2 separate regions of the Homo sapiens genome follow, and region 2 is linked to region 1. The links are chromatin loops, found by intact Hi-C in ENCODE. Cell type or tissue: GM12878. All regions are shown on one strand. Each heading gives the region's core, and the rest is flanking DNA. Links, peaks and the distances in the headings are about the cores only. Region 1 overlaps EBF1 (EBF transcription factor 1). Region 2 overlaps EBF1 (EBF transcription factor 1).

Region 1 (15,651 bases), core at 3,084-11,083:
CCTTTTTGACCTAGTCTTGGAAGTCACACATTGCACTTTTTGTCTTCTTCTATTTGTTAAGAGCAAGTCACTAACTCTAGCCCACATTCAGGAGAGAGAAACGAAGTTCCACCTCTTGAAGAATTTGTGGATATATTTAAAAACCATTAGAGAACCTATTTTTTAAAAACATTTTTCAAACATTTTCCTCCAGTTTGCCCTTCAATTTAAATTTTTTTTTACAGAGATGTACAATTTTAATATACTTAAGTCTATTAATCATTTCCAGTTTTAGAGTCTTTCTTTTGCTTTGTGCTTAACAATGTCTTCTTTACTCTAGGGTCAGATAAATCTTCACCTATATTTTCTTTTAGTTCTTTGTTGATTTCACTTTTTACATGTAACCTCTTTAGTGTTTCTATAATTTATTTTTAGAAATAAATTAGATACAGCAATTTTTTTCTGAATAACATTTATTTAAGTGGCAATTTTTGAATAAGCTCACTTTCTCTTAATGATTTAGAATGCCTCATTTATTATCAGTAAATATAGGGTAGATATTCCACTGATACTTACAATATGACTATAGCCCTTATTAAAATCTTAAAATGCTTCCATGCTGATTGGTAAATATCTGCTGCTCTAAGTGTCCCCTCCTTTCCTTCCCCCTCAGTTCAGACCCTTCTCTATCAATTTAAAGGGGCTTCTCTGGTGCATTTAAAGGAGTGAGTGTGGTATTATGTCTTCCAGACTGGAGCTCCAGGGACAATGTAGGTGTCAATTCTGCTATTTTGAATAGCCACCCTAACTAGGGATATATAGGCACATGGCTTTCTGTTCTGTTCCATTGATTGGTCGATCTAGTTTGATTCTCTTACTGCATGATTTTAATTGCTATGGCTGTATAATGTGTTTTAATTATATAATCATCCCCCATTTTCATGACTATTATTGCTTATTTATTCTTGTATATGAATGAATCATATTTTTGGTTAAAATAATGTCTTTAGAAAGTTGAGTAATGTATTAAAGACTAGGGAAGTTGACATCTCTACTAAATTGAGTCTTTCTATCTTGAAAGTATATATATATATACATACATATATATTCTTTTGTCTTAAAAGTCTTCCTATTTTGAAAGAATTATATATTATTTATGTCTTTAAAATTCTTGAACAGGCCTGGTGGCTCAGGCCGGTAATCCCAGCACTTTGGGAGGCCGAGGCAGACAGATTGCCTGAGGTCAGGAGATTCAGACAAGCTTGGTCAACATGGTGAAACCCCATCTCTACTAAAAATACAAAAATCTTCCAGGTGTGGTGGCACACTCCTGTAATCCCAGCTACTCAGGAGGCTGAGGCAGAAGAATCTCTTGAACGCTGGAGACAGAGGTTGCAGTGAGCTGAGATCAAGCCACTGCACTCCAACTAGGGTGACAGAGTAAGACTCCGTCTCAAAAAAAAAAAAAAAATTCTTAAGTAGAGCTAGAGTTTTTCTTTATATTTTTGTTTTAGTTTATTTCGATTTGTTTTATGTTTGGCATCTTTTTTTGGTGTTAGGAATAGTATATTTTCTAAAATATGGGCAAATGGTTATTACAATTATTTATTCCTCAGATATGTTAATGGTTCAGGGGTTCTTTAAGAAAGTTATTTTCCAAGCTTTGGAAAATGCAAATTCACTGAAGTCCTTTAAATAATCCCTCCTCTCACTAGAATTTTGAATTACCTTGATATGATGCACAAAAATTCTGGTCACTTACATTGTTTAAGTAGCCAGTTCAAGATGACTTGGGGACAACTTGAGTAATGTGCGAATCGTGTGGGCAATCACATATTCCTGATATCCAAAATACCAGCCTTTTCATTTTCTTTTTCTGAATGTTTCTGCTTGAAATTACCCATGGTTTAAAATATGCACGGCACATGGCATTGAACGTGGGAAGTGTTGTTAAGTTTTGAATGGGATGGTTAGAAAACGGCGTTTCTGGTTGTGTAAGAGTCTCTCATCTGGATCTGAAGCCTCTTCCGGGGAATTCCAGGCCTTCTCCCCTCTATGTCATAAAAATGACTGGGTGACTTCGCAAAGCAATAATACCAGTGGGATGTGTATATTAACCTGTCTGTGGGGGGAAAATGCTGAGAGCAACAGGCCTATAATTTAGGTAATAGCGATAGCCTATGAAAAACATGCTGCTTTTGCCTTGATGCTAATCAGGAAACCATCAGACAGTCTTCCCTGACTGAGTAAGGGCAGGGCGGGAAGGAAGTCAGCTGTCATCATGTTTTTGAAGAAGAAAAAAATGAGAGGTGAACTGAACTCTGTGATCGGAACCTCACTCTAAGGCCGCTTCCTGAATTTAAAGGTGTGGTACTCCAATCAGCACCGCAAATTGGAGGCATCTGATTTGCATGGATTAACAGGAGTGGGTCACAACCTTCTGACAGGTCAATGGCACCACTGGGGATTTGAAGAAAACTTTGATTCTCCCTCTTTTCCCCCTCTGCCATGAAGCAATCATGCTGTTCTATTGTAAAAGAGGATCCCTTACTTATAAAGCCAAGCTTGTCATTTAAATTCACTCAAGTTAGGACACCACCGAGCTCTGTCAGATGTCAGTCTCAATTCAGCAGGAGAATGTTTTTCAACAGCTTTCTAACCTCTTTGCCGGGAAACACAGAGGCTTGGATCAAGGGGGAGGGGCAGCTGACTGGGCTTGAAGGATTTTTACAGAGGCAAGATTGGAATTTTTCATTTCAGGCAGGTTTTCTTTTTCTTTACGTTTTCTTATTATTATTTTTTCCTTTTTCCCTCTAAGCCTCGTGTAAAAGATATTCCCACAAAAAGAGAGTGAAAAAAAGTCAGATTGGTTGTAAGGACCACTTCAGTTGAGGGTCTCCTTGAAGGTATTTAAACCTGGGAGTGATGTTGGCATCTTTTCTGCATTAGGGGTATTGGCTGTTTGCCAATCATTTCCCTTGAAAAATATCATGCGGCCATAAAGGAACTATGAAATGTTTGGCAGAGGAAGCGTCCATGGCAGAATAGGGACAAAGGGAAATGGAGATTTTCTGATTCAGCCTCTGGTGCCAGACCCAAATAAAAAGAAGAGGCACATGCCATGGAACTATGGCTTACCTGAAACACCCTGGGTCAAGGAGCTTTGAAATGGTAGTGGCAGAGTTGGGACCATTTTTTTCTTGAACCTTGATTAACCAAGTGCTCTGGAGATAAAATGTTCAGAGAGTTCTAATATACTCACTTGCTACGTATTGTTTTCTACATTTAGCTACAACTGTTGATTCAGCATCTCCTATAGGCCAGATATTATGCCAGACCTAATTTGCAACAAAACAGATTTGGTTCCTGCCCTCTTGGGACTTCCTGCTTAGACCTGCCTCATCAATTTTCATTTCTTATGTGACTTAATCTTTGTCATTTAAATTCCAGTATTTTCTTGCATCCATGACAGTGCTTACCATTGTATTAATAATACCTTACAGAAAAGTCTGGTAAATATCTATAATTTTATTGGCTGTTCAAGTAATGTTTAAATTTATGAAGCCTCAGTTTTCTCATCTGTAAAATGGGGATAATAATGTCTATCTCACAGGGCGCTTGTGAAGAGTGAATGGTATAATGTATAGAAAGCACTCAGCAGAGAGCTTGGCACAGAGTTCTTAGTAATTGGGAGCTGCTAGCATTTTTCATTAGAAGTGTGGCTCACGCCTGTAATCCCAGCACTTTGGGAGGCCTAGACAGGTGGATCACAGGGTCAGGAGATCGAGACCATCTTGGCTAACACGGTGAAACCCGGTCTCTACTAAAAATACAAAAAATTAGCTGGGCGTGGTGGCAGGCGCCTGTAGTCCCAGCTACTCCGGAGGCTGAGGCAGGAGAATGGTGTGAACCCGGGAGGTGGAGTTTGCAGTGAGCCCAGATCGCGCCACTGCACTCCAGCCTGGGCGACAGAGCGAGACTCCATCTCAAAAAAAAAAAAAAAAAAAAAAGAAGTGTTGGTGGCAGAGGTAGTGGGAGTGGTAGTACATGCTTAACATCTAGAACCTTCTCTTCTGGTTAATTCCATTGGAACCTTTCTATAATATTTTCAATATTTTCAACTTCTTTTTTCTTTTAGTAAGTATGTCTTTCTCAAAGAATTAATTGTTTGGATGGTTGAAGATAACTTGGAAGACCTTAAGGTCGTGATTTCATGATTTGAAACAAATTGTCAAGAGCTATTTTAGAAGGAATATCTGAAAGTGTGCGTGCGTGTGTGTGTGTGCGTGTGTGTGTGTGTGTCTATGTGTGCGTGCATTCTAAGGTACATCCTGCAATTAAGCTTCCAGTTAAAAGTCCAGTTTTGAAAACCCTCTTGAACTTCTTTTTGAGTTCTCTTTCTTTTAATGGTTACAAATGTCCTTTCAGGGAAAGTTACTCTCAGCTCTCATTCTCCTCCTGGTGAAAAACATTCAGAGACCATTAGGCTGCATCTCAGTGAAAGGAAACTGCAGCATAGAACTTGATCTGAAAAGCCTGTGACACACCGTGTCGCTCCAAAGTAGAAGCCTCCTTGGTACTACAAGACTGTGGACTGGAGTGTGTTGCTGGAGTTTGACATGGGTTCAAATCTTGCCTTTGCCATTTATTAGCTTTGTGACCTTGGGCAAATTTCTAAATCTGAAAGACACACACACACACACACACACACACACACACACACACACACACACACATTTATATTTATTTAATTAATGCAGTATCTGGCATATTCAAGCAGGAGCTTGTAACAAATAAGTAACAACTGTAAGAAATAAGTATTTGTTGCATAAACAAAGCAATGGCCTGCAGGTACTCCTCCTTTGGTAAGCCATTGCTAAGCAACTCTTTGCTACTCTTCCTTTCAGCTGCTGGCTGAACCTGCAGCATCTTCTTGTGACTCCCCTCAATGGTAGCACACTTCTACTCTTTGAGGGTTGATCTGAGTTTCGGAAACAGCCAGCAGTAATTTGATAACGAGGCTGGTGTAAAACATCAGTCGATTAAAGATCATTTTAGATCAGAAATGATGCGTCCCTGTAAGGGAACTACTATATTGAGATGAACTCAAAACATTCTGCCTGGATTTCCAAGAAGAGCTGCAAATGCTCTCAAGCAGTCTTCCAAAGTGACAATTAAGAATGGGATGGAATTCATTTTGATGTCCAGCTCTGGTCTAAAAGTCAGTCACATTCCAGGTCTCACTCTGGCCCCTGTGCTCTGGAAAGAGAGGAGCAGTGAGATATGGCCATTGTTGATATGAAAAGCAGAAGGTGGAGGTCCCAGGCTGCTGAGTTAGCCCTCAGTTTGAATCCTGCGTCTGCTGTTTTTTAGCTCTAAGTCCTGAGGCCTCTAATATACATCTACTCTGCAATTACTTCTCTCTCTCTCTCTTTTTTTTTTAGATGGAGTTTCGCTCTTGTTGCCCATTCTGGAGTGCAGTGGTGCAATCTCGGCTCACTACAACCCCTGCCTCCCGGATTCAAGCGATTCTCTTGCCTCAGACTCCCAAGTAGCTGGGATTACAGGTGCCCGCCACCACTCCCGGCTGATTTTTGTATTTTTAGTAGAGATGGGGTTTCACCATGTTGGCCAGGCTGGTCTTGAACTCCTGACCTCGTGATCCGCCCTCCTCGGCCTCCCAAAGTGCTGGGATTACAGGCGTGAGCCACTGCGCCCGGCCCAATTACTTCTCTGTAATTTTTTTCCCCTGAGGATTGGTGGGGAAAAAAAATGCTTGGCACATAACACTCCATGTTAAGTTTCAGGATTATTTCTTCTTTTTACATTATTTTAGTTTTTTGTTCATATGTACTCAGGGCTCACACTTTGCTTGGCTCCGTAAGTCCTAGAGAAAAATGGTATGAGAAATGAATTCACATGAAGCATTAGTGCCTTAGTCTCTTACTGTTTTTACCTTTCCCGTGAATATTTGTGCTTACAAAATGGTGTCCAGAAAGGCAGTGCCTCAGCGAGATAAATATGTTTCTAATCTTAGCATCTTGGGCAGAGTGAGGCTGGCATCTGAGGTCAGGGAGGCCACAGGGCCACGCTACTGACCGCATTGGTAACAGACTCCATTAGGTTGACAGAAAGGTTAAGGTTCCTGGAATCTGTCTCTAAATTCTCCGTACCCCCTCATTAGGTTAGAAGCCAATGCCAATACAAGTAACCAATACCAAACCCTCTCTTGCTTACAGAGGCATTATTAAGTTGGGGGCACCCTAAGAACAATTCATTGCAAATAATTGTTGGCACATTTATTCTCATGGCACAACTTTCAAAAGCAAATTAATTATAAACTGGTTGCAATTTAATTCAGTTTGTCTGGATTATGTGTTTGCAAGGCCTAGAGTACATTTGGCACCGTTGCTGGCACATTTGGATTTTAATGTCTTTGACAAGCCACAGCTTCCTTGGCCTGGGTAAACGGCCTACTGCCATACTGTCATTTAACTAGATTGCGTCAGAGTGACTCTTTAGCTTCGCGGTGGGTCTTCAGTTTACAACCTCCACGCCACCCCATCAGCCGCACGGGCATAGATCTCAACATGTATCAGGAAACTGGAAGAAAGCTGTGAACAGAATACTCTGAGAAAATGATGGTTAATCGTGTAGAAAAGTTTAACTATTTGCATCAGCACAATATTACACAGGCACATACGACTTTCAGTTCCCTAAACCTGAGAAAAGGTTTAACAACATTGTGTGAAATCTGACATCTTGCTATTCATATAAATGTGAAAGGCAGATTGGGAAAAATACAGTAAAATCCCCGCTTTTGTGCAGAGAATGGTGCATATTTTTCCCCTAATTATGGAAGGTAGCCTTTTATTTCTTCTGAATTCATTCATTTCTGAGCCTGTGTTTTCAGCTTGCTTATGAAACTCAATTATAAAACCAGGGTTAAAAATTAAGTCAAGTCACAGGCTATACTCCTCTTTGATTCTGGGGCTCCTGAGAACTTCCAGCCCTCTGCCACTGGCTTGAAAAATCTCTACCCTTACAAATCTCTCAAGCTTTCATGCACCTCTCCTACACAGCAGATTAATTAAGGAAAAAGATGGAAAACTCCTGGCACCATTTTATCTTTCCAAACTGTGATTTGCCTCTTCCCCCTAAATCTTCCCTTCCCTCTCTTCTGCTCCTTTCTCAAAAAGAAAGTGTATGATTGTCAACTTTCTGAGTTCAAGACAGTGGAGGATTAAACTGGCCTTACTGAGATTTGAACTTGTGACTCAAGTCATTGGATTTTGTGAAAGAGGCCCAAACTCTCCGGACTGGACAGGTTACAGCTCCGGTTTCTGTCCCTCTGCTGCCTTTTCCTGGGTAGCATGATGATCTCTGGCATTTATCTATCTATGAGGCTTGCAAAATCGCGGCCTGTCATAATGGTAAATAAAATGTGTTAAAGTTAATATGAAGAAGAAAGGAGCAATTACAACTGCTTAAAACAGTCTTCAAATATACTTAAGCAGAGGTTTGCCACGTAAACACACAATTAAAGCAGGAATTTGTGATGGATGCAAGGGTTTGACGGTCCCAGACATACTGTTTACTGGTGTAGTTAGCAGATGGATAAGTCAACTGATCCCAGATGTGCAGCTTATAAATATAAACTCATGTCTTACTAGTGATGTATGTCTGCAAGTAGCAACAAATTACTTTCTATTTAACTCTTGACTGTTTACTAGGGGGAGCTTTGTAATGCTCACTTGCTTAAAAAAAAAAAAGGATTTTTAAACAAGTTTCCTCTTTTAAAAGTGGTAACCAAATATCTAAAAAAAAGGTACTTTGGTGCAGAAGTTGTTTTAAAGGACAGGTTTAAATAGGCTTACTTTTTTCTTTTAAGTTCAGATACCTAAGCCTTATGTCCCTAGCCGCAGTTTTCAGATATTTGCAGCTAATTAATTCTTAGGAAATCTAATCTGAATTGAATTAATTTTCCCTTTTAGGGCACACGAAGCAACTTTTAGGTAAGAAAAAAAATGAAAACAGCTTTTGTTGCACATAATTCTTGCAACTAATGAAAAGTAATATTGCTGTTCCCTTCAAATAATGCAATAACAAAACACCAAATGAGAGCATTGCATTGTATTGTTATATTTGCTGTTTAAATAATTTAGCTGCAAAAATCTGAGGGCTGCTTTAGCTGTAATTAATTATTCATTAATGACATGCTAATTGCACAATACCTTTGAATATTTAACAAAATGCAAAAACCAGGCTCTGAAGTTATGTTTTTAGTGCAAGGGGGAGAAGATTCTTTAGTCCATCACTGTACCAGGAGGACAAAAAAAAAGTCCTTTTTCAGATGCGAGGTAAAGTAGTAGTAGTGGCCTACTTTCCATTCACCATCTCAGTCACCCTTTGTGCCGTGGAATATAATGTCCTTATCTAGACTTAACAATTGACAGGGTGGTAAATCCCTTGACTTTTGTCCAAATGATTTCTCTACAAAAATGGGTTAATTATCGCCTTTCCCTAGCTTTTTGACTAACAAAAGGCCCTGGATCTCTTTTTTCCTTTCTTTCCTATTTACTGTAAGGAGCTCTTTGAAATGTGATAGTTTAATCGGCAACACCTTCTACAGGGGGAATACTGAGAGGCCGGCCTGGCCCTGCCTGGAGCTCAGGTTGCTCTGTGAACATTACCGTGGTTAGGAGATATGACCTTTATTATGCCAAAGCCATCCTGGACTTTCAGGATGAAAAACTCCTGAGTGCTCGGTAGTCGACTTCATTTGTTTCTGCTAATAAAAGCTGGCGGGTTTTTAACAGTGTCTTTTAGTGGGTGGGATGACTAAAGGGCACAGTGTTGAACTGGCTTAGCTGTGTTTCACTAATTCCCTGCAAGACAGCGAGTTTGCATCTTTCTGTGTCCTGTCTCTGTTTCCAAGCCTGAAAGCTCCTCATTGTCTCTGACCTGTAAGTCAGGGATACTCTTCGTAGTGGATAAGCAGAGAAGAGGACTGGCTTTTTTTCTTTTTATTTGTCATTATCACCCTCTTGGTCCCAATCAGAGAATCACCAGCCCCTAATTTAGTACAAGGCAGTGAGCTGTGTGGCAGCTTGTCCTTGTGGTTGAGAATATATTTCATGCACTAGGGCCTACTTAGTCATATTTTGCATTTGACTGCCATTACTATTAATGGCATTTATGAATGCACATTGGCGGGAAGAAGACCCCATTGAATCTGTGCATTATCAGAGATTGGGGAATTAGCATACTCCGTGTCTGGTTCATGATGGATTTTACTGTGCTGTGGAAATACTTAGCAATTAAATGAGAAATCACCATTGTGAACGTGCACCTGCCAGGAAAAAAAGAATGGAGTAGAGAAGGAGGGGCATTCACTCAAGTTGACGCCAAGTTCCCTCTTTTGCCATTGCCTTCTCTCATTTGGGAAATGCTACATCTGCCTGTAGCCATTGTTCAACATGGCAATATATAATAGAGCCACTGTTTAGTAAACGCATGGCATCACAGGCCCACCCAGCCAAAAGTGTGTCAGGGTCAAAAGTGTTTATAGTCAATTTGGAAGTCACAGCTTGCAAAGTGAAAAGTGAAATAATGCAAAAGTAATGTATGATTTAGTGCCACATGAATTAGAGAGTTCAGGGATTGCAAAGTGGCAAACCATGCGTTCAGACCAACCCAGAGTCAGATGCATTTTACTTGGCTTGAACTTTTTTCATTCTAAGTTGGAGTTAATATTGAAAAATTGGGAGATTTATATAGAAATCTGACTTTCCATCTTCTCTTGAAAAGTCAGAAGGTCTACCAACATGGGCTGCCAGCCATCCCACATGGCAACAATTGGCCAGAGCTAAGTAGCCCGGGCTTGCATTTTTCATTTGAATACCTCACCTGCCTGGAAGTTTCCTACTTTGGAATAGAGATTTGAGGTAGGAGTGACTATGGGTTAGAGTGAACAGGGAAGGATGACTTTTGGACAAACTCCACCAAATACACTCTCCACATGCTGGTGGTATAGTCATGATGAGATTTCAGATGGTTCCCGCCACTCATTTATAGCCTTTTCCTTTTCCAGAGTAAAATGTCAGAGATAAAGAAGGTTGTCTCCCAGGCCACTGAGGAAGTACTTCTTTGGCTTTCTGCATGGTCCTCAGAACGGGGCCAATTTTACTCGTAAGACTTCTTGTATTTCTTTTTTAGATCTCAGAATTTGTTTTATTAAGCCCCTCTTCTGTGCTAGACACTGGGCGGAGCATTTCTCACACAAATCCACTTCTTTCTGGTCCTGTGTGGGCTGGACTCTAGCAGTAGTCAATGGAAAGCTTTGGACTGCTATAGTGGAAGCTCTGCCTGGACTGAAGTTTTGTTGTGAAATAAATGGCAGTGTGAAGAACAGGTTACTATTCTTCATCGGCTACTGACTCTAGGACTTTAGCCTACCTTGAGCACCTTTTCTTGGGTACATTCACTTAGGATTAATGAATGATGTTGTTACATAAAACCTTGTTTCTGCCCAAGTCCTGAAGTGAATAACATCTAAGGGAAGTAGGCAGGAGTGCCAAGAGAAGCCAATTTCATCAGTGTTAATTGGAGACCTTTGGGCCAGGAAATAGAAGAGCATGGGTAATCCATGTCTCCTTAGCCCACTGCCTGTGTGGAAGCCAGCCTGAAACTTTTGATGTTACTTAGCAATATTAGGGAAACATCTGTGAACAGGCACCACTGTACACCACTGGGAATTGCTTAAAAGTGATACAACGTGAACCTGTCAAGTGACAAATACTGCTGTGGGAGCATGACTTATAAACTGTGTGAACACAGTTCTTCCTGGAAGTATGGATTGAGCTAGGGAGCGGTGGTTACCAGGAGAGAATTTGTTATCCTAGTGTGAATTAGGGAATGAATATCTAACATGAGACAACTAGAGCAGGGGAATTCTTGGATAAATATGGGTAGGGTGTGTATGGCTTAGCGCACATTTGAAGTTCATGACTGAGAAGATTTACTTGGTGAACATTTATTGAATAGATACAATGGGAAAGCCTGTATTTGTTGAAAGAGGCAGATATAGACATCTAAACCAAAGTACCACATTGGCCAGCCATGTCTAGATTGGGTGTGGGTCACCTTTTTATCTTCTAGGAAATTATCTTACTTGTTGAAGTGGCCTCTTTTGGAAAAAGCCTGAACATAGTTTGTCTATTGTGATCTGTTCTTTTTCCTGAAGAAAATATTTTCTTTTTAGTTTTTAATTTTAAAAAGTTTAAAAAGTTGTTTTTGTAGAGATGGGGGTCTCACTGTGTTGCCCAGGCTGGTCTCAAACTCCTGGCCTCAAGCAATCCTCCCATCTTTACCTCCCAAAGTGCTTGGGATTACAGATGTGAGCCACTGCACCTTGCCCATAATGAAAACGTTTTAAAGGAACTAGAAGAATGATAAATGGGTATGCCATCACGATGTGGAAACTATGATAATTCGAAAATTAAATCTGCTCAAATGCTTTTGTGGATTGATAAGAGACAAGTGATTATGGATCAAGTCATTAATATTCATCAATGTAAAGAATAAGTTGGGGAATTATATAGAATTGTAAGGAGAACAGGAAAAGGTATAAAAGGGGATATAAATTACTATTCTCCTATATGCACAGACAAAAATCACAAATGTCTAGTATAAAAAAGGAAGGGCCTTGAAATCCATTGGCATTTCCAGAAAATATTCCATGACCTACTCCTGTTGCAAATGTGCCTTTTACCATTGCAGGGTGATAAAATGCCATGATCCAACTCCAGAGTACAATTAAGGGCTTGTGTGATACAGCAGGCAGCCATTCCATACTTGAGAGTTTTCATTGTATAATTAAAATAAACTGAGGGGCGGGAGGCAGGGAATGAAGTAGGGGAGGAAGGTCCGGCTGAAGCGTATTCAGACATGACATTTTCTAATGTCGATAACCATCGAGAGCTCGGCTTCTCTGTCCATGAAGACGAGAATGCCACATGTCAGTCAAAGGCAGGGTCGCTGAGCAGGGCTGGAGACTGGAGAAAGCAAGGGAGGGTTCATTTGGCTCTGGGAGAGCGCAGACCGGCCTCTTCTCAGGCTTTAATTGTGCTTCCTTTGTGTCAGTGGTGTCCACGTCCAGATTTCTGAAGATGAGTCCTGATGATACAGAGAGATAGCAGGTAGTGCAAATTTGGCTCTCCCCTTTCAAGCTGGGATTCTAGGCCATGCTTAATCCCAGTGGAATAGATAAAAATAACACACCCAAGGAGCAATCTCAGACTTATGTTTTTGAAAGCCATTTTAAGCAATTTTGGCCCTTATACAGTATGCTTGAATAATGCCCCTGCTACAGTGGTTTTTTTTTTTAAACATTCCAGTGTACATCCCTCTGTGAGGGGCTCTGTCACTCTATTTATATCCTGTAGTAAACTAGCTTCCTCTCCTTTGGCTGGGCAGCAGCTGCCATTGGCCTGCCCTCGGGCCTCCCCTACATCACAGAGACAAGCATGTGTGTGAGAAGAACCCAGATCTCCCCCCAGCAAAGAACGGAATGAGGGCTCCAACCTGGGAGAATGTAGTGATGTTTTGACACACCCACCCGTACCCTCCACCCCGATGCAGGAAAAACTGGAATCTCTCTGTTCCTGTGACAGTCTGTCAATTTTGCTTCCAGAATAGTTCTTAGGAAGCACACTCACCCTCTAGGAATGGGGGATTCATGTCTTAAAAGATCATTACAAGTTCTTCAGTATATGCTGAAATTTTTTTCTGTTGCAGTGCTGGAGGTAAATACCAAGAGAACTAGTGCTTTAAAAGCAAAAGCTGGTTGTTAATGGAGTAAGGATGCTTCAGCGATTTAGGGAGGGAACTTTTAAAAGGGGGCTCCACATTTCTCCTGTTCTCCTTCAACCTCCATTTCTACACAGGAGGTAAATGATTTTCATCCCAACTCTTTACTTTCGTATTTAGCTTTGCTCAGACATGATTACTTCTCCTTTACGATTTCTGTTGGCTGCTATCCCTCTGTGTTCCTCCTGAATCTAGAGTTATAGATTGTCATGGCATAGATTAGAGAAAACCTTAAGGAAGTTCCCAGGCAAGATGGCCGAATAGGAACAGCTCCTGTCTGCAGCTCCCAGTGAGACCAATGCAGAAGGCAGGTGATTTCTGCATTTCCAACTGAGATTCCCAGTTCATCTCATTGGGATTGGTTAGACAGTGGGTGCAGCCCAGGGAGGGCGAGCAGAAGCAGGACGGGGCGCTGCCTCACCTGGAAAGCACAAGCAGTCAGGAAACTCCCTCCCCTAGCCAAGGGAAGCCGTGAGGGACCCTGCTGTGAGGGATGGTGCTATCTGGCCCAGATACTATGCTTTGCCCATGCTCTTCACAACCCACAGACCAGGAGATTCTCCCGGTTGCCAATACCACAATGGCCCTGGGTTTCAAGCACAAAACTGGGCGGCCCTTTGGGTAGACACCGAGCTAGCTGCAGGAGTTTTTTTTTTTTCCATACCCTGGTGGCGCCTGGAATGCCAGTGAGACAGAACCGCTCACTCCCCTGGAAAGGAGGCTGAAGCCAGGGAGCCAAGTGGTTTTGCTCAGTGGATCCCACCCCCATGGAGCCCAGCAAGCTAAGATCCACTGGCCTGAAATTCTTGCTGCCAGCACAGCAGTCTGAAGTCAACCTGGGATGCTTGAGGTTGGTGGGGGGAGGGGCATTTGCCATTACAGAGGCTTGAGTAGATGTTTTTCCCCTCACAGTGTTAACAAAGCCACTGGGAAGTTCCAGCTAGGGGGAGCTCACTGCAGTGCCACAGAGCCGCTGTAGCCAGACCGTCTCTCTAGATTCCTCCTCTCTGGGCAGGGCACCTCTGAAAGAAAGGCAGCAGCCCCAGTCAGGGGCTTATAGATAAAACTTCCATCTCCCTGGGACAGAGCACCTTGGTGAAGGGGCAGCTGTGGGTGCAGCTTCAGCAGACTTAAACGCTCCTGCCTGCTGGCTCTGAAGAGAGCAGCAGATCTCCCAGCACAGTATTGGAGTTCTAATAAGGGACAGACTGACTCCTTAAGTGGGTCCCTGACCCCCATGCCTCCTGATGGAGAGACACCTCCCAGCAGTGGTCGACAGACACGTCATACAGGAGAGCTCTGGCTGGCATTTGGTGGGTGCCCCTCTGGGATGAAGCTTCCAGAGGAAGGAACAGGCAGCAGTCTTGGCTGTTCTGCAGCCTCCGCTGGTGATACCTAGGCAAACAGGGTCTGGAGTGGACCCCCAGCAAACTCCAGCAGACCTGCAGAAGAGGGGCCTGACTGTTAGAAGGAAAACTAACAAACAGAAAGCAATAGTATCAACATCAAAAAGAAGGACGACCAAGCAAAAACTCCATCTGAAGGTCACCAATAGCAAAGACCAAAGGTATATAAATCCATGAAGATGAGGAAAAACCAGTGAAAAAGGCTGAAAATGCCAAAAACCGGGATGCCTCTTCTCCTCCAAAGGATCACAACTGCTCGCCAGCAAGGGAACAAAACAGGATGGAGAATTAGTTTGACGAATTGACAGAAGTAGGCTTCAGAAGGTGGGTAATAACAAACTCCTTTGAGCTAAAGGAGCATGTTCTAACCCAATGCAAGGAAGCTAAGAACCTTGATAAAAGGTTAGAGAAATTGCTAACTAGAATAACCAGTTTAGAGAAGAACATAAATGACCTGATGGAGCTGAAAAACACAGCACGAGAACTTCCCGAAACATACAGAAGTATCAATAGCCAAATTGATCAAGTGGAAGAAAGGATATCAGAGATTGAAGATCAACTTAATGAAATAAAGCATGAAGACAAGATTAGAGAAAAAAGAATGAAAAGGAATGAACAAAGCCTCCAAGAAATATGAGACTATGTGAAAAGACCAAATCTATGTCTGATTGGTGTACCTGAAAGTGATGGGGAGAATGGAACCAAGTTGGAAATCATCCAGAATATCATACAGGATATCATCCAGGAGAACTTACCCAACCTAGCAAGGCAGGCCAACATTCTAATTCAGGAAATACAGAGAACACCACAAAGATACTCCTTGAGAAGAGCAGCCCCAAGACACATAATTGTCAGATTCACCAAGGTTGAAATGAAGGAAAAAATGTTAAGGACAGCCAGAGAGAAAGGTTGGGTTACCCACAAAGGGAAGCCCATCAGACTAACAGCAGATCTCTCTGCAGAAACCCTACAAGCCAGAAGAGAGTGGGGGCCAATATTCAACATTCTTAAAGAATTTTCAACTCGGAATTTCATGGTACCAGTACCAAAACAGATATATAGACCAATGGAACAGAACAGAGGCCTCAGAAATAACACCACACATCTACAACCATCTGATCTTTGACAAACCTGACAAAAACAAGTAATGGGGAAAGAATCCCCTATTTAATAAATGGCGTTGGGAAAACTGTCCAGCTGTATGCAGAAAACTGAAACTGGACCCCTTCCTTACATCTTATACAAAAATTAACTCAAGATGGATTAAAGATTTAAACCTAAAACCTAAAACCATAAAAACCCTAGAAGAAAATCTAGGCAATACCATTTAGGACATAGGCATGGGCAAAGACTTCATGACTAAAATACTAAAGGCAATTGCAACAAAAGCCAACAT
Region 2 (15,651 bases), core at 3,568-11,567, 79 kb before region 1:
TGGATCTACGTCCTTTTGTGTTTGTGGAGTCTTTAAGTGAGGTGGCATTTTAAAGAAATTCACAGTGCTTTAGAGAATGGTTAATATTACATTTGAGCAAAAAACAATTTTACGCATAAAATTTAGGATTACCTCAAGCAAAGCTTTTGTTTAGTTTTGTCACCTTTTAGAGGTACTCCAGAAAATATTTTAAACCTAGCTGTGTATATCAAGGGTCTGGGGACCTCATTATTAGAAATGGTGGTCTGTACTCATTCGATATTTTATTCCTTACTTGTTTTACTCCCTGCCCAAGTCTTGCTTTTAGGTGAGCATGAATCAAATCCAATGGGACATTTTTAGCTCTTCCCAGGGCCCTTGAGAAGGAATAATAGTATGTGTTGGTTTTAAGTTTCATGACAAAACCGCTTTTAATATTTAAATAATTTTTCTTCTGAAATGGGGAACTCCAAATAAAAAAGTTATTTAATAGCGAAGTTACTTTAACAACTGGCTTTCCTGTTTCTTTCTTTCTTAAAATCTGGAATGGTGCTAAAATAAAGTATAATGTAATATTTCAGATAAATATATTTAGGCCCTGTGAAAATCCTGCTTCACAGCATTTGTAGGGAAATGTAATGCATGCAAAAGTAGACAGTAGTTTATATAGTAGTTTTATTTTAACTAGTACAATATAACAACCTGACATGCTGTGAAAAATAAATAACTTTTAGAAAATGCATTTTCCAAGTATGAAAGTAATGTTGAAAAATGACTGAGGTAATCACTTTTGTATAGATTCTGAAAGTAGAAGAGAGGGGAATAATAATTTATGGTTTAATGCATAGAGTTATACAAAAGTGTAAAAGATTTTCTTTTCTGACGGACCCAGAGGAATCTGCTGTGCCATTTTGCAGAATGACTCAGGGAAGAGGGCTGACTTGTGAGCCAGCACGTGCAGGCATCTTGGCCAACTCATTTATACCACAGACTCTTTGTTTTGGTTTTGGGGTTAGCAGATTGAGTAAATGGATTTCTTTTTTATTCCTTCAGAGGAAAAAGGACTCTTTTGGCTGTTAAATTCCAATTTTCTAAAGGAAGTAAACATTCCATCTCAGGCTTCTCACACATCAGATAAACACCACTTTGAATCATATGTTTATCCTGGAAGGAAATCGCCTCTCCATTTTGTAGATGGGGGCCCAGGAAAGAGGCTACTTGTCCGAGATCCTACAGCTAGTGGGCATCTGAACCAGGATCTCTTTCTACCCCATCCCATTAGCCCTCCTGGGAAGAGTTAGGGTGGAATTTCTGAGACTTCCACAGCAATTAGGTGCTCAGACACTAGATCAAGGGGAACTTTCAAAGTGTTGTTGATAGTCTTGCTAATAGGTCAGGCAGCCCAAAACAGCGCAAATATTATGAGGTGATCAGCACTACACCAAGGAATGGCTTAGGAATGAGGTCTGATCCCCACTCTCCATAGTCTCTATCAGCTACCCACTGGCCTTCTTAAATGCAGTCTAAGTTAATGTGTGTTTGCTTGCTGTGAGGCATGGCCTCTTTGCTAATTTCTTTCACCCCCATACTCTCCTCCTGTATGGAAATACTAGTGCCACCCTGCATTTGATTTTTTTTAAGTTGTTTTGACCGTGAGTCTTAATGTCTCCCTTTGATATGAGTAGGTAGGTCCATCTCGACTGGAGAATGTATACATAAAAAGTCTCTTTCATTGGTTCTAAAAGTGTAAAATATCTGGGCTGTTACCTAAATGCAGAATGGAGAAGGCAGGGCAAGGTCAGAGTAGGGTGGGTTTCCCCCCTCATTTCCCTCCACTGTTTCCCATGGTGTTTTATCTTTTTGCCATAAAGCTTATAGGTTAAAGAGAAAGGTGAGATTGCTTTGCTGTCTGTCATGGTGATGGTGGGCCGTGAGTTTAGGGAGAAAGGACTGCCGAGATAAGAAATGAAATGGTCTTGAATCTCTGGGATTGCAAAGGACAAGGAAAGATATGGGGCAAAATCAAGACATTTCCTTCACAGTATCCCAGAGAAGTGTGGTGAGTTCTTCAAAAATAGCCTTGGCAGCCAGCCTCTCTTGCCACTCTGGCACTGCACACGAACCTAGGTATGGGTATTTGTGCAGAAACAGTCCCTGCAAATTGACTTGAACCCCAGTCCTCTTTCCCTAGGAGATCAGAGGATGGCTGATGTGGCAAATGTGATGGTGGCAGTGGTCCTTATTGATAAGGAAGCTTGGAGGGGTTGAGAGAGGAGCTGATCTTCTTTTTTTTATTATTATACTTTAAGTTTTAGAGTACATGTGCACATTGTGCAGGTTAGTTACATATGTATACATGTGCCATGCTGGTGTGCTGCACCCACTAACTCGTCATCTAGCATTAGGTATATCTCCCAATGCTATCCCTCCCCCCTCCCCCCACCCCACCACAGTCCCCAGAGTGTGATATTCCCCTTCCTGTGTCCATGTGATCTCATTGTTCAATTCCCACCTATGAGTGAGAATATGCGGTGTTTGGTTTTTTGTTCTTGCAATAGTTTACTGAGAATGATGATTTCCAATTTCATCCATGTCCCTACAAAGGACATGAACTCATCATTTTTTATGGCTGCATAGTATTCCATGGTGTATATGTGCCACATTTTCTTAATCCAGTCTATCATTGTTGGACATTTGGGTTGGTTCCAAGTCTTTGCTATTGTGAATAATGCCGCAATAAACATACGTGTGCATGTGTCTTTATAGCAGCATGATTTATAGTCATTTGGGTATATACCCAGTAATGGAATGGCTGGGTCAAATGGTATTTCTAGTTCTAGATCCCTGAGGAATCGCCACACTGACTTCCACAATGGTTGAACTAGTTGACAGTCCCACCAACAGTGTAAAAGTGTTCCTATTTCTCCACATCCTCTCCAGCACCTGTTGTTTCCTGACTTTTTAATGATTGCCATTCTAACTGGTGTGAGATGATATCTCATAGTGGTTTTGATTTGCATTTCTCTGATGGCCAGTGATGATGAGCATTTTTTCATGTGTTTTTTGGCTGCATAAATGTCTTCTTTTGAGAAGTGTCTGTTCATGTCCTTTGCCCACTTTTTGATGGGGTTGTTTGTTTTTTTCTTGTAAATTTGTTTGAGTTCATTGTAGATTCTGGATATTAGCCCTTTGTCAGATGAGTAGGTTGCGAAAATTTTCTCCCATGTTGTAGGTTGCCTGTTCACTCTGATGGTAGTTTCTTTTGCTGTGCAGAAGCTCTTTAGTTTAATTAGATCCCATTTGTCAATTTTGGCTTTTGTTGCCATTGCTTTTGGTGTTTTGGACATGAAGTCCTTGCCCATGCCTATGTCCTGAATGGTAATGCCTAGGTTTTCTTCTAGGGTTTTTATGGTTTTAGGTCTAACGTTTAAATCTTTAATCCATCTTGAATTGATTTTTGTATAAGGTGTAAGGAAGGGATCCAGTTTCAGCTTTCTACATATGGCTAGCCAGTTTTCCCAGCACCATTTATTAAATAGGGAATCCTTTCCCCATTTCTTGTTTTTCTCAGGTTTGTCAAAGATCAGATAGTTGTAGGTATGCGGCGTTATTTCTGAGGGCTCTGTTCTGTTCCATTGATCTATATCTCTGTTTTGGTACCAGTACCATGCTGTTTTGGTTACTGTAGCCTTGTAGTATAGTTTGAAGTCAGGTAGTGTGATACCTCCAGCTTTGTTCTTTTGGCTTAGGATTGACTTGGCGATGTGGGCTCTTTTTTGGTTCCATATGAACTTTAAAGTAGTTTTTTCCAATTCTGTGAAGGAAGTCCTTGGTAGCTTGATGGGGATGGCATTGAATCTGTAAATGAGGAGCTGATCTTCTTATCAGAAGCAAGGTATCTAAAAGTGCCAACCCATCCCTGATGCGACAATTGAGCAGTTGAAGTGCAACTCTGAAATTCTTCTCTTCTGATCTCTCAATCACTGTCTTCAGTCTTTTATCCTGCATCACAAACTTTATCCCTTACTCTGCACCCATGAAGCCAATATTCCCTAAGAACCAAGTCTCTCCTGAGAAAGGCAAGGTGATATGAATAGAGTGAAATAGTTTCATGTCCCCCACCACTGGGGGTCAGGAAAGGAGAACTTCCCTTTTAAATCTTTGGGGAGATCAACCCAAGGACTGAATCTTTTAATGGTAAAGTTCAAGGTCCTTCGAACCCCAAAAGGAGATTTTAAGGGAGTGAGTGATTATCACAATACTTTTGTGCATGCATGACCCTGGGAAGGGCAATAATTTGGAAGGCAAATTCTGTTTCCTCACATTCTTCAGCCTCTCCATTCATAAAACAAGTCTGAAAAGTGATTTCTTGCCTACCCATATAAAATAATTTGGGATCTGATAAAAATGATAATGTCAGTCAACATTGCTTATGTGACAACAGCTGTTGTCATCCTTATGTATAGGTGAGGAAAGCTGAAGCTTAGCGAGGTTGGATGAATTGTACAAAGTCTACAGCTAGTTTGTAGAAAAACTGGGATTTGAATCCAGGTAGTTTAATTTCAGCCTCTAAGTATGAAACCATCACTCTGTACTGCCTCCTTCAAATATGGTCCAAGATCCTTCAATCCTGTGATTTATAACGTCAAATTTCTGCTGATAACTTAACCTTTGGTATCATTTAACATCTAGAGCTGCCAAATAGATTTTCTGACTTTAAAACTCTTGGTTTCTTCCTGGCATTTACTTTTCACTTATTTTGGTGTTTTTTTAATTTATTATTTATTTTTTATTTTTTACCAATGTTCCATTTAGCAGAAGTAAAACAGAAAATTTTTGGTGATTTAGAGATGTTTCCCTTCTTGTAAGCTTTCAGTCACTGATGGCTGATGAGCCTTTGGATTTATTGCTCCCCTGATGAAATGGTGGTCTAAACTCAGCTGCCTTGGTTCTCGTTCTCTCTCTCTCTCTCTTTCTTTCTCTTTCTTTCCCCCTGTTTCTGATGGCTTCAATCAGTCAATAATGTAATTAGGCCACAAAAATAGAGAAAACCAGTGGCTTCTGGTTTATTTTTTGATTTTCTAGTAGGAAATACCCCTAATCCTTGATGTTCTCTTGCATATATTTTCCAAAGAGCACCATGTGAAGCCAGATTTTTATTGACTGGTCTTTGTTTCTCAACATGAGGGGAAAAATGGGGATAGGGCATTGTCCTGGTTGGACAAGGTAGGCAGGAAGCATCAGGCAGCAGGATCTTGTGCCTTGCTCTTGGTTTTTATTACCTGGAGCTCCATCATGAGTCTCAGGGTGGATTGAAATCTTGCATTGAGGCCAAAAGTGAAAGGAAAACCAGGACAAAGAAATCTGCAGGGCAAGGGGTGGGGCTTGGTTAGCAAGAGCAATGGAAAACAACGACAATGAAGTAGCTTGTAGCTTGCTGCCTAATGTGTGTAAAGCGATGGTACAGGCAAGATGGAGTTAATTCAATAAAATAAATATAAAATACTCTCTCCTCTGTCAGGCCTCGCTGGAAGCAGGTCAGGGGTCACTGAGCCGCTTCACTGGAGCACTAATCGATTTGCTGTCAAGGTGGCCTGCTGGGGTTTCAAGCCAGAGAGGAATTGAGAGGCGCTCTGGCCCAATTTCCATAATTGCTCACTGCCTTTAGTGTACAACCTTTTATGAAACACAAAAAATATATCATGGAATTGTATTGATTAGCCATTGGGCTGAATAATTCACTTAGTATTTATTACCTGACCCCAAGAGGTTAAATAAATCCACTATCTAACTTGGGTTTGTGAGAAATATTACTTATTCATTGAAATGTGGGCTGTTTATTGCACAATAGGCCTGTATCTTTGTTTCTTGATTTTGCAATCAAGATTAACCCTTCTTGCATTTTAGGGCCAACAAGTCAAAAAAAGCATAGTTTGAGTGCTCCCCAAAATAAGCCCAATAAAATCAATGCTGAATATCCCTTTGAAGCAGTTTTTTTGATGTTGAATTTTAGTCCTTTGAGTCAAATTTCAAGATGGCCTCAATGTATGGATGCCAATGAAATATAGATGCAAGCCTGGTTTTCACTGCAAACACTACATATTATAATAACAGATGTAATAATAGTGATGACATCTAAGCCCATTTTTATTACACCATTTTTGGAAAGCTTACCCTATTACATTAAACACCCATAAATTAGATGTCCCAGGAGACAAAGGGGTGTAGGAGGTCGTTGGGTAGAATGAAGACTTTTTTGGTCTTAAAGAGGAATCAATCCTGGACAGATAACTGATATTTATTCCAGAAAAAAAGCTAATTTTCAGTAACTTGAAAATATGATGGAATTTTATCTGTAGGGCATTTTATGCATTTGTAAACTTTGGGGCAATCATTAATTATTTACCAGCCAATGGCATTTGCACATTTCTGTTACTCTGAGCAGTAAATCTGTTTTGATGTGCTATGCATCCCAGGCACAACTACATGACATTCAAATCTAATTATGTTCTCAGTTGCCATGAGCTCTCACTGTCAAGATACAACCCTTCCTTAACTCCCTCCGAAAAAGACGTTTTAACTTTTGTGTAAAGTCTTTCTTCAGTTTCCTGTCTGCATCCTCTAGCATCTCAAAGCATTGTTTTTGAGGTTTAATGGAATTTGTTGTAGGTCAAGGAAAGGAAGCCATGTGAAGCTTTTTTTCCCCTCTCTTCAATGAAAGGGAAAGGAAAAAAACATTCATTTGAGTTCAGAGCTAACTATGTTTGTTGATCATTTAGCATTTCTGTATCCAGGATCTAATCTTACGATTAATGGTAGGAAAAGCTGGGGCTCTGGAGTTATGCTCAGAATCTGCCTTTCCTGTGCTGCGGAGTGGAAGGAAGGGATGGCTGCAAAGCGGGTAAACGTGTGCAGAACTTCCTAAAGCATGCTCAGGTGCACCCCACTTCCCGCTTCCAGGCGGCTGCTCCTGTGAATTTGGGCATTACATTTAATTTCTGTGTTCCATGTTACCATGATTTGTTGATTATCATTTTGGAAATTTTCAAGTTTGGGTTTTGGTGTTTGGTCTCTATATTTAGTTTGGGGGTGGGGGCGGATGTGGGAGGGTGGAGAAGGTAGAGGAGGGAAAGAGAGACAGAATAGAATACTTGATTTTTTTTTTAAGCAAGGTTTTAAGTCTTGCTTTCCTTCCCCTCCCTTCTCTCTGTGTGGGGCTCCTTTAAATAGAGAACATAGTTAACAAAATGACTTGAGAGCTCTTGATAGCCTCTTGAGATAATTTGGTTGTAAGCACTGAGCAAAATACATTCTTTGGATATACTCATTTCAAGTGCTAATCATGAATGTTAAATTTTTAAGGAAGCCAATGTCATAATACTGTTCATGACAATTCCAAAATAAATATTAGTGAGATGCTTTGAAGGGAGAGGGTGGTTTCGGAGAGATAGGGAGACAGACAGACTCTGGTTTATGTTTCCATAGAATTCTTCTATAATGTAACCCGGAATCTGCCATAAGGCACAGGATTTGCCTATGTTTAAGAATAACAATGTATAGAAAAGAGATCTGTTGAAGAGGCTAGAAATAATCACTCGGTTTTATGCAGCTTTATGTAATAGTCCAAGGAAACTAAGAGCTGATCGAGGAGCCAGTGGCGTGTCTTGATTTCTAAATATAACCATTTTGAATGGGTGAGGGAAATCCCTTCCTATGCAATAAATATAATGGAAAGGGCCTAGTCTTTGAAATCAGATGGCCCTGGGTTTGAATCCTGGCTACCACTTGTACCTGGAAAAATTAAGTAAATTATTCTGTTTTTTACATTTGTACAACGGAGATAATCATACCTATACTCACAGGATTTTGGACTGAGGATTTAGGAATCAGGATTACAGGAGATGATTCTGGCACAAATTAATGTATAAATAAGTGGTAGTTGTTCTATTGTTATTCTTCAGAAAATTAAACAGGGCATTTGTTACACCTGTTGATATTGACTGGACATTTTGAGACTCTTCTTGGTGGAGATGCTAAACTGAAAACAACCTACACATACCAGAGCATCCAAGAATGTATTCACCAGGTAACCTAGAAGAAATACATAGTTCAACATTTGAAAATTTTTTTTTATCATTAAAATTCCTTCGAAGACGGGAGGAGTGTGGCTGATTTGCAACTGCACCCACAAAAGATGGCGGGTTTTGTTTTATATTTTAACTAAAAGTGGTGAAGATTTTCCAACTGTTCTATTTTTACAAATTTTAAAAGTTTCATTGCTGGGTTAGATTTAGGGCCTGTGTGGGAAACAGAGACTTCTGCCAGCAGCGCAGCGAGAGCCCTGCTGTGTTGTGGTTTCCATGTATTTTTACATTCCACGCATTGCTGAACTGTGTATAGGAGCAAGCTCTAAATCACCGGTGCTTTATGTGAGTTTGCGACCTTTCGATTTGGGCTTCAGACTGAATGCATGATTTTAAAACTGGAGATGTGCTAGTGACTGTGCCACAGACTTTGCCTCCTCCCCTTCTCCCAGCTCCATCCTTCACTTCCCCAGTTGAAGTCAAATGTAGACTTTATATAGCACAGGAAACATTTGGGACTGCTAGTAAATACGTGTAAGAAAGGAGGCTTTCGTTGTTGGAGGTGCATATGCATATGCTGGGCATTAAAGAAAGCCTGGTGGAGATGGGAGGTGAGGAGGGGGTTACTGCTTCCCCCAAATGTCCAGATTTTTTCAGGACAGATTATCTGTCTTAGTGGATTCTGGACATGTTGTTAAAGAATTCCACATACAGGATCCCTTTCTAGTTGGTGATCCTCTTTTATAAATTCCGACAGCTCCAAATGTTGTTTAGGCCCCTGACCTCTTCTCCACATCCCAGCCTGTCCCTGGGCTGTACTCTTTTCTTTTCTTTTCTTTTTTTTTGAGACGAAGTCTCGCTCTGTAGCCCAGGTTGGAGTACAGTGGCATGATCTCAGCTCACCACAACCTCCGCCTCGCGGGTTCAAGCGATTCTCCTGCCTCAGCCTCCAGAGTAGCTGGGATTACAGGCACACACCACTGCATCTGGCTAACTTTTTGTATTTTTAGTAGATATGGGGTTTCACCATATTGGCCAGGCTGGTCTTGAACTCCCAACCTCAGGTAATCCGCCTGCCTCGAGCTCCGAAAGTGCTGGGATTATAGGCATGAACCACCATGCCCGGCTACTGTTTTCATACTTCACGGCCCCACAACCAGCCCATCATGCACACTACAGCCATGCTACTCTCCATAAAGTCCTGTTCTGAACATGTCACTGTGGCTCACATTCATTGGAACCCTCTTGCTTTGACTTATTTGGCCTGTGGGCTTAAATTCACCTTTTCAGCCTTATATTCCTTTAATGTGCTCAGGAGTGTCCATGCTTCTGCGACCCAGACTTCTTTCTCTTTCCCAGACACATTCAGTACTTGCTCATCGCCAATTTCTTGCTCCCCTTGCTCCTTCTGCAGGGCTGCCTTTCCCACCTGGCCCTCCGCTCAGATCGGATCCTGTTGTCCCTGTAAGGATCCACACAAAGGCTCGCCTCTGCAGGAGGCTTTCTCCAGCTCCTCTGGAGGGAATCTGTCCTGCCTCTCTCTAGTGCTTCATTCATGATCAGATTTTAATTAAAAGTATATCTATTTACTCAACAAATATTTGTGGAGTATTTCTTTTATGCCAGCTCCTTTGCTTATGCTGGGATGTAGAGATGAATAATAATATACCATCCCCTGGCCATCAAGGGTTATTTTTAAACATTAAAAAAAGGTTAGAAAAGTAATTTAATTGCATTACAGAAAAATTGGAAAAGACATAAAAAAGGAAAGACCCCATAATCCAATTATAATCATCTTATTGCACTTTTAATTCATGTGCACTTCTACATTTTAAAAAAATTATGATATTGCAACTACAATTTTGTGTTCTTTGTTTTACATTCATATATATATATGTAAAACAAAGTATATATATATTTTTTCTGTGTCTCTACATAGCCTAGGTTTAATGGATAATAAATTACCTTCTTATTGTTGAAAATTGAGGTTTTTTCATTTTCAACTATTATTTACAAATAATACTGATGAACATATTCATATTTATAGTTTTTTTTTTTTTTAGAAGGAGTTTTGCTCTTTGTTGCCCAGGCTGGAGTGCAATGGTGTGATCTTGGCTCACTGCAACCTCTGCCTCCCAGATTCAAGTGATGATACTCTCGCCTCAGCCTCCTGAGTAGCTGGGACTACAGGCACACACTACCATACCCAGCTAATTTTTGTATTTTTAGTAGAGAAGGGGTTTCACATGTTGGCCAGGCTGGTCTCGAATTCCTGACCTCAAGTGATCCACCCGCCTTGGGCTTCCAAAGTGTTAGGATTACAGGCATGAGCCATGGTGCCCGGCCTAGTTATTTTTTATAATTTGGATCATTTCTTTAAGATAGTAGGGTGATTTTTAAAAAATTATTAGAACTTCTTTTTCAAGTAAACTTGAAACAGAATCTGAATTTCTACAACAGAACTGTGCTGGTTGTCAGGAGGTAGAATCCCTATAGCCCCACGCATTCTTCCCCTTTCATAATCATTCCCTGGACTTTGCTGTCAGAAATCTTGAAGCCCCTCTGCAGAATCCTAGGGCTTTGCAGAAAATACTTTGAAAGCCTTGGGATAAATCTCAGAAGAATTACTCCTTCAGACACTTCAACATTTTCATGGCTCTCAATGCATAATGTCAAATTGTTTTCCAACAACTTGAGTCTCCAGTGCTCGATTCTATTGGTTATTTGTGAGAATACCACTTATTCAAATCTTTGCCAACATCGTGTATCTATCATTAAATTTACTTTTACCTAACTTAATAGATTCAAATTGGGCTTTACTTACATGAGTATTTCTCTTATGAGTATGGTTGGGCATTTTCCCATATGTGCATATTTTATTTATATGTCTTTTTTGGTGACTTCTCTATTTCATTCCCATTGATTCATTCTTTATGGAGATCTTATTTTGCTTATCAATTGGTTTAAGGCTTTATAGAATAAAGATAATAGCTATCAAAAATAATATATATACTTTAGGGTTGTGAAACACGTATGATTGATTCTTCCATTTTGTTTGCAAAGCAAACAACTGTGATTTTATTCCCAGTACCCACTCTGCCACACTCCAGCCTCACTGGCCTTCTTCTGAAATGCCAAACCTGTTCATCCCTTGGGAACTTGCTGTTCCTTCTTTCAAGAACTTTTCCTGCAGAATAACCATGACTGGCTCTTTCTTGTCTTTTAGCTCAAATATCACCTCAGAGAAGCTCCTCCTTTCCTTCCAACCTTCCATCCAACCATCAAGCCACCCAGTCATCCAGTCCTCCATTTATCCTTTAACAAATGTTTGTTGAATCCATGCTCCGTGCTAGCACTGTGCTTGGTGCAGGGGATACAGCTGTGAACAAAACAGATGAAGTCTCTCTGTTTTCATGTTGAATATCTTACTCTTATTTGTTTCTTTCTTTAATTGTGTGACTCCTTCACCCCCACCCGTAGAATGGCAATTCTGTGTGAACGGGTACCTTATCCTTCTTGCTCACCATTACATTCCAGCCCAATACTTTCTAAATAAATATTTGCTGAATGAAAAATATTTCTAAGCCCACCCCTTCTGCAATCTCCTCCTCTAGTACGGTACCATTACAATTGCTTGGTATGTTGATAGCATCTTTTCAGAAGCTTAGATTTTCTTAGTCCAGCAGTATATTTATTGGGTTTACTCTCTCTTCCTTGTCACCAAGTTCCTGGATAGAATGAAATGAGGGAATATCCTCTCTCCTCTATCCTTACCCCAAGTCCTCCTATTGCCATGATGCCACTCATGAGGTTTGATCCAAAGGATGTATTTTTCCTTTAGTGCATGAGCCCAGTTCCCATTAGGGTTAATGAGGAGGATGCTCTTTCATCTAGAGCCTGCTGGGATTGTTCAAGCACCGTCTACATACTTAAAATAGAGACACTTCAGAAAGTAGGAAGCAGTTGCACAAAGCCCCAACTTCAACCTGCTTTTAATAATAGAAACTCTTATTTACCAAGTCCGTGTCATTTTTTCCCTTGCAAGCTTTATTTGGAAGATAAATGGGCTAAAGTTCATTTTTCCAGAAGAGAGTAAATGAAAGATCCATATGAGCTGGGGGAACCCTGGGTGTGACAAACTTGCATGTACTTTGTACAACTCAGGAGCTGCAAAGATCTACTCAAAATTCAGCTGTGGCCTACCCTGCTGAGTGACAGTTGTTGGAAGGCTGGAAAATTCCGGCTAGAGGGGTAGGAACCAGAATCAGCATGTCCTTGTTTCAATCCAGTAAGTGTTTTTCAGATGCCAGCTGCTACACAGTGCTGAGAAGTCAGGCAGTGACTATGATAAAGAACTAACGTTTTGGGATAGTGTGATCTGAAGATCAACTGGTCAAATGAAGATTCCCAAGCCTCAGCCAGAATTAGAATATCTAGGGTCAGGTGACTAGGAATTTGCATTTTCAGCAAGCTCCTCTTAGATTCTTTTGCATTCTAAGGTCTGAAGAACACTGGTGTGGTAGTGTGAGAAAGAAAGACAGAAAATAATGATTGAGTGCTGAATGTTAAGCAAAGTGCTAGGAGAGGGTATGTTAGGGCAGCCTAACCTGGTCTGGGGATGAACAGTGGTCTGAGAAGGCTCCTGGAAGAAGCGACATTGTATTAGTAACTTGGAGGAGTAAGGGTTAGCTAGGAGGGGATGGGGTTGAGGCCTGGTCTTGGATAAATGATAGATTAATAGGAGGAGGAATTTAGTAGCTCTCTGAAAAGTGTTCAAGTCATCAGTGTGAACTAGCACAATGTCCATGTGTCTACAACATCAGGAATGGGAGGAGTGTACAGGTAGGAATTTCTTGCTCATGAAAAAAATCAGGCTACATAGTGGCACTGCCCCTGCTGAAATGCTGGACATACCCTCTTCCTGTTTTCTAATGGAGGGACGAATGGATCCAGGACAGCCATGAAAATATGCACTAATGGTCCAGATAGATGCCTGAGGCCAGAAAAGCCAACTGGGTGGGGCTAATGGAAATTAGGCAGGGCCCAAACTAAATGAAATAGATTGTATCTCCTCTTCTCTTCATTTTTCAGTTTGTTTGATTCCCCCCAAGTGGGAATTTGTTTGTGCTGCAGGCAGAGGCCTACTTTTTTCTCTTAGCTTAGAGACACAGGGAGGGCAAGGAGCAGAAAAAGGAAGGTTTGATTATTAGAAAATAAAGCGACATTGGTCCTCTGCTTGTGTACTGGGCCATGTCCTTCCCAGATCAACTATCTGCTGATCTGATGTAGTAGATTTCGATGTCTAGGGCTGCATTTAGCTTAGGGAAATAAAAATTTGATTTGAGAACATGCATGCCTTCTAAGGCCTGTAGTTCTGGAGAAATGTGAGTCCAGCATGTGGGGTGGATTTTTTTCTGTGCTGGGGAATAAAGGCCTGGACTTCGTTGGGATGGTAAGAGCAATGGTGGCCAGCCTAGGACTCTGTTGGTGTCAGTTCTAGTTTTCCCAGCATTGCTAATGGGAAATGTTATTTCTGCCCCCACAGTTCTTAACTCCTATGTTTGCTTGGTTTGTTAGCACTGACTGGCTTCCCTCTGTATGCTCTTCCTTCTCCTGTAGTCTTAAATGTTCTTACACTGACCTGGCTATTTAAAAGCATGAATTTCCTGAGTTGAGGCTATTTGTATTTAACCTGGAATTTTTCTTCCCTAAGTCCAACTTATATTAAAAAAAAAAACAGTCTTCATTAACACAAGAGCCTACTCACCAAAATACTGACTAAGTCTGGCTGTAGAATTTCACTTCATGACCTTTTAGGGTTGTGAATGTCAAAGACTGAGCCCGGGGCAGTGTGAAATAATAAACAACTGGGCCATAAGATCCAGCTTGACGGGCATCATCTGAAATCACCTTCCTGAATTTATTAGAGTTAATCAATCCAGGCTGAAAAACGGAGCTAGGAAATCTCTCCCACCATGCTCTATTTCATTCACACTTCCTTCACGTAACAGACATTTGTGAGTTTTGTTTCGCTGTTGTATTTTTTTGAGACAATCAAACATATCCCCAAATAGATGCTCCTTGGATGTAACTTGAAAGGTGATAAAATGCCCAAGAAGAAAATCACCAAGTTGTTGCTTCACTTGAATTGCCCAGGGCTTTTTTCCAAAGGTAAAACTTATTCCTCCTATTCAGAGGTGTATGTTGGTGGTGACAGTAGTTAGCAGGAATCACATCTCATTTCAAACATCCAGGCAGACCTGTTGAGATACATTAAGGAGATGACCCATTGAAAGAGAGCTTCCTATAGAAAAATCTTACAGGGTTCAGGCTAGGGCAACTGCTTGTGACCTCAAAGATTGGAAATAAAAAGGCTGCTATTAGTTCCACATCGGTTCTCAGAGTGAATGTTGCAGAGTGATGGAGGGTGTTAAGCTGTCAAATACCAGCAAGGGTTAATAAGGTTAAAGAAGAAATAAAAGCTGGTCAACAATAAAGCGGTGTGGATAAATCAGCATCAATAAATAAAGCATGTCATGTCATGTATACACAGTGCGGGAAAAACAAAAATCATAACTCATGTACTCAGGCAGTAGTTGCAGGAATTCTTCAGTGGGACATCCCAGATGCTTTCCTTGGGCATCTTACATGCTTACTTGGACACATCAACAGCCCCCTTTTCTCTCTGGAAGTCATTTACTCTCTCCCCTTTTAGAAGAATTTTCTAACATCTATCAGACTGTGTAAAATATAAGAAGAGCAGAGCCAGGGTAGCTTAGCACCTGATGTCAAAGAAAGGCAGTTATAAACCACCACACCAAGGAGGTGATTCACTTTCAGTCCCCTTTGACCTCTACCCTGGAAAGGAAGGTCAGATAGATACCTTTTGTGTGGGCTGTATTTGCCCAGCTGACCAGGAAAATTCAGGGCTTTGGTGGCCAAAGGATTTTGCAGATTATTCTGTACATTTGTGTATTTCCTGTAAGTAACGGAAAGCCTTGATGACCTTGCAGCTGAAATGCCTTCACAGCCATAGACACTTGCTGTTGTGCCCTAGATGGAAATCTTGCAGGCAAGGTGGCTCTGCGCACCTATGTTACTGTGTAAGTGCCAGGCTCCAGCTCAGTTTTAACTGGTTGATGGCTGGCCATTCCAGCTGACTTGTGGACCTCACTTTTATTGTTTCTTGTCTACTTCCAGACTCAATGGCTATGGAGAATGCTTCTGGTTAGTGGTCACTCTTACTTAGAGACAATTCTATAAAGCATGAGTACAAAGAATCATATGATGTATTTATTTTTTAAAGAAGGACACCCCACTTACACATTTAAGTCAATATTACTCTTTTGAGAAGTTGAGGGCTTATTCCATTGCTTCAAACCTATTTTGACTCCCAGCCTGTGGCATATTACTTTGACTATCCTTGGTAGGGACAAGCCTCCATCCTTGGGATCTGTGTTTGGAAAGAGCCTAACATTAGGAGTCAAACAGGTGATCACGTTGGGTGATTTTTTTCTTTGTTGCATTAGATTATGAAGTGTAAGCACTGATTTTTTTTGTTTGGTTTGGTTTTCGATAGGACTGTCAA

What was found. A loop is a pair of places that touch in the nucleus more often than their neighbours do. Peaks named below come from ENCODE experiments on the same cell type or tissue, not always from the same donor. Only the 100,000 strongest peaks of a DNase experiment are listed, where the experiment ranks them.
Region 2: it touches region 1 in a loop (2.1-fold over the local background); 3 of 110 quality-filtered maps call a loop at or near these places.

What each region holds. Positions count from the first base shown.
Region 1 is chr5:158,945,093-158,960,743 of GRCh38, reverse strand. All of the region lies in intron 6 of EBF1 (EBF transcription factor 1), which reads left to right. Among named protein-coding and RNA genes, the nearest start is that of EBF1, 150 kb to the left of the region's middle. RefSeq lists enhancers at 2,184-2,233, 2,264-2,333, 2,062-2,924, 6,388-6,517, 8,190-8,847. In GM12878, for the core only: no CTCF peak of the experiment used is centred there; a DNase peak (open chromatin) is centred at 6,653; H3K4me3 peaks cover 2,082 bases; H3K27ac peaks cover 5,977 bases.
Region 2 is chr5:159,024,431-159,040,081 of GRCh38, reverse strand. All of the region lies in intron 6 of EBF1 (EBF transcription factor 1), which reads left to right. Among named protein-coding and RNA genes, the nearest start is that of EBF1, 68 kb to the left of the region's middle. In GM12878, for the core only: no CTCF peak of the experiment used is centred there; a DNase peak (open chromatin) is centred at 8,369; H3K4me3 peaks cover 1,322 bases; H3K27ac peaks cover 3,609 bases.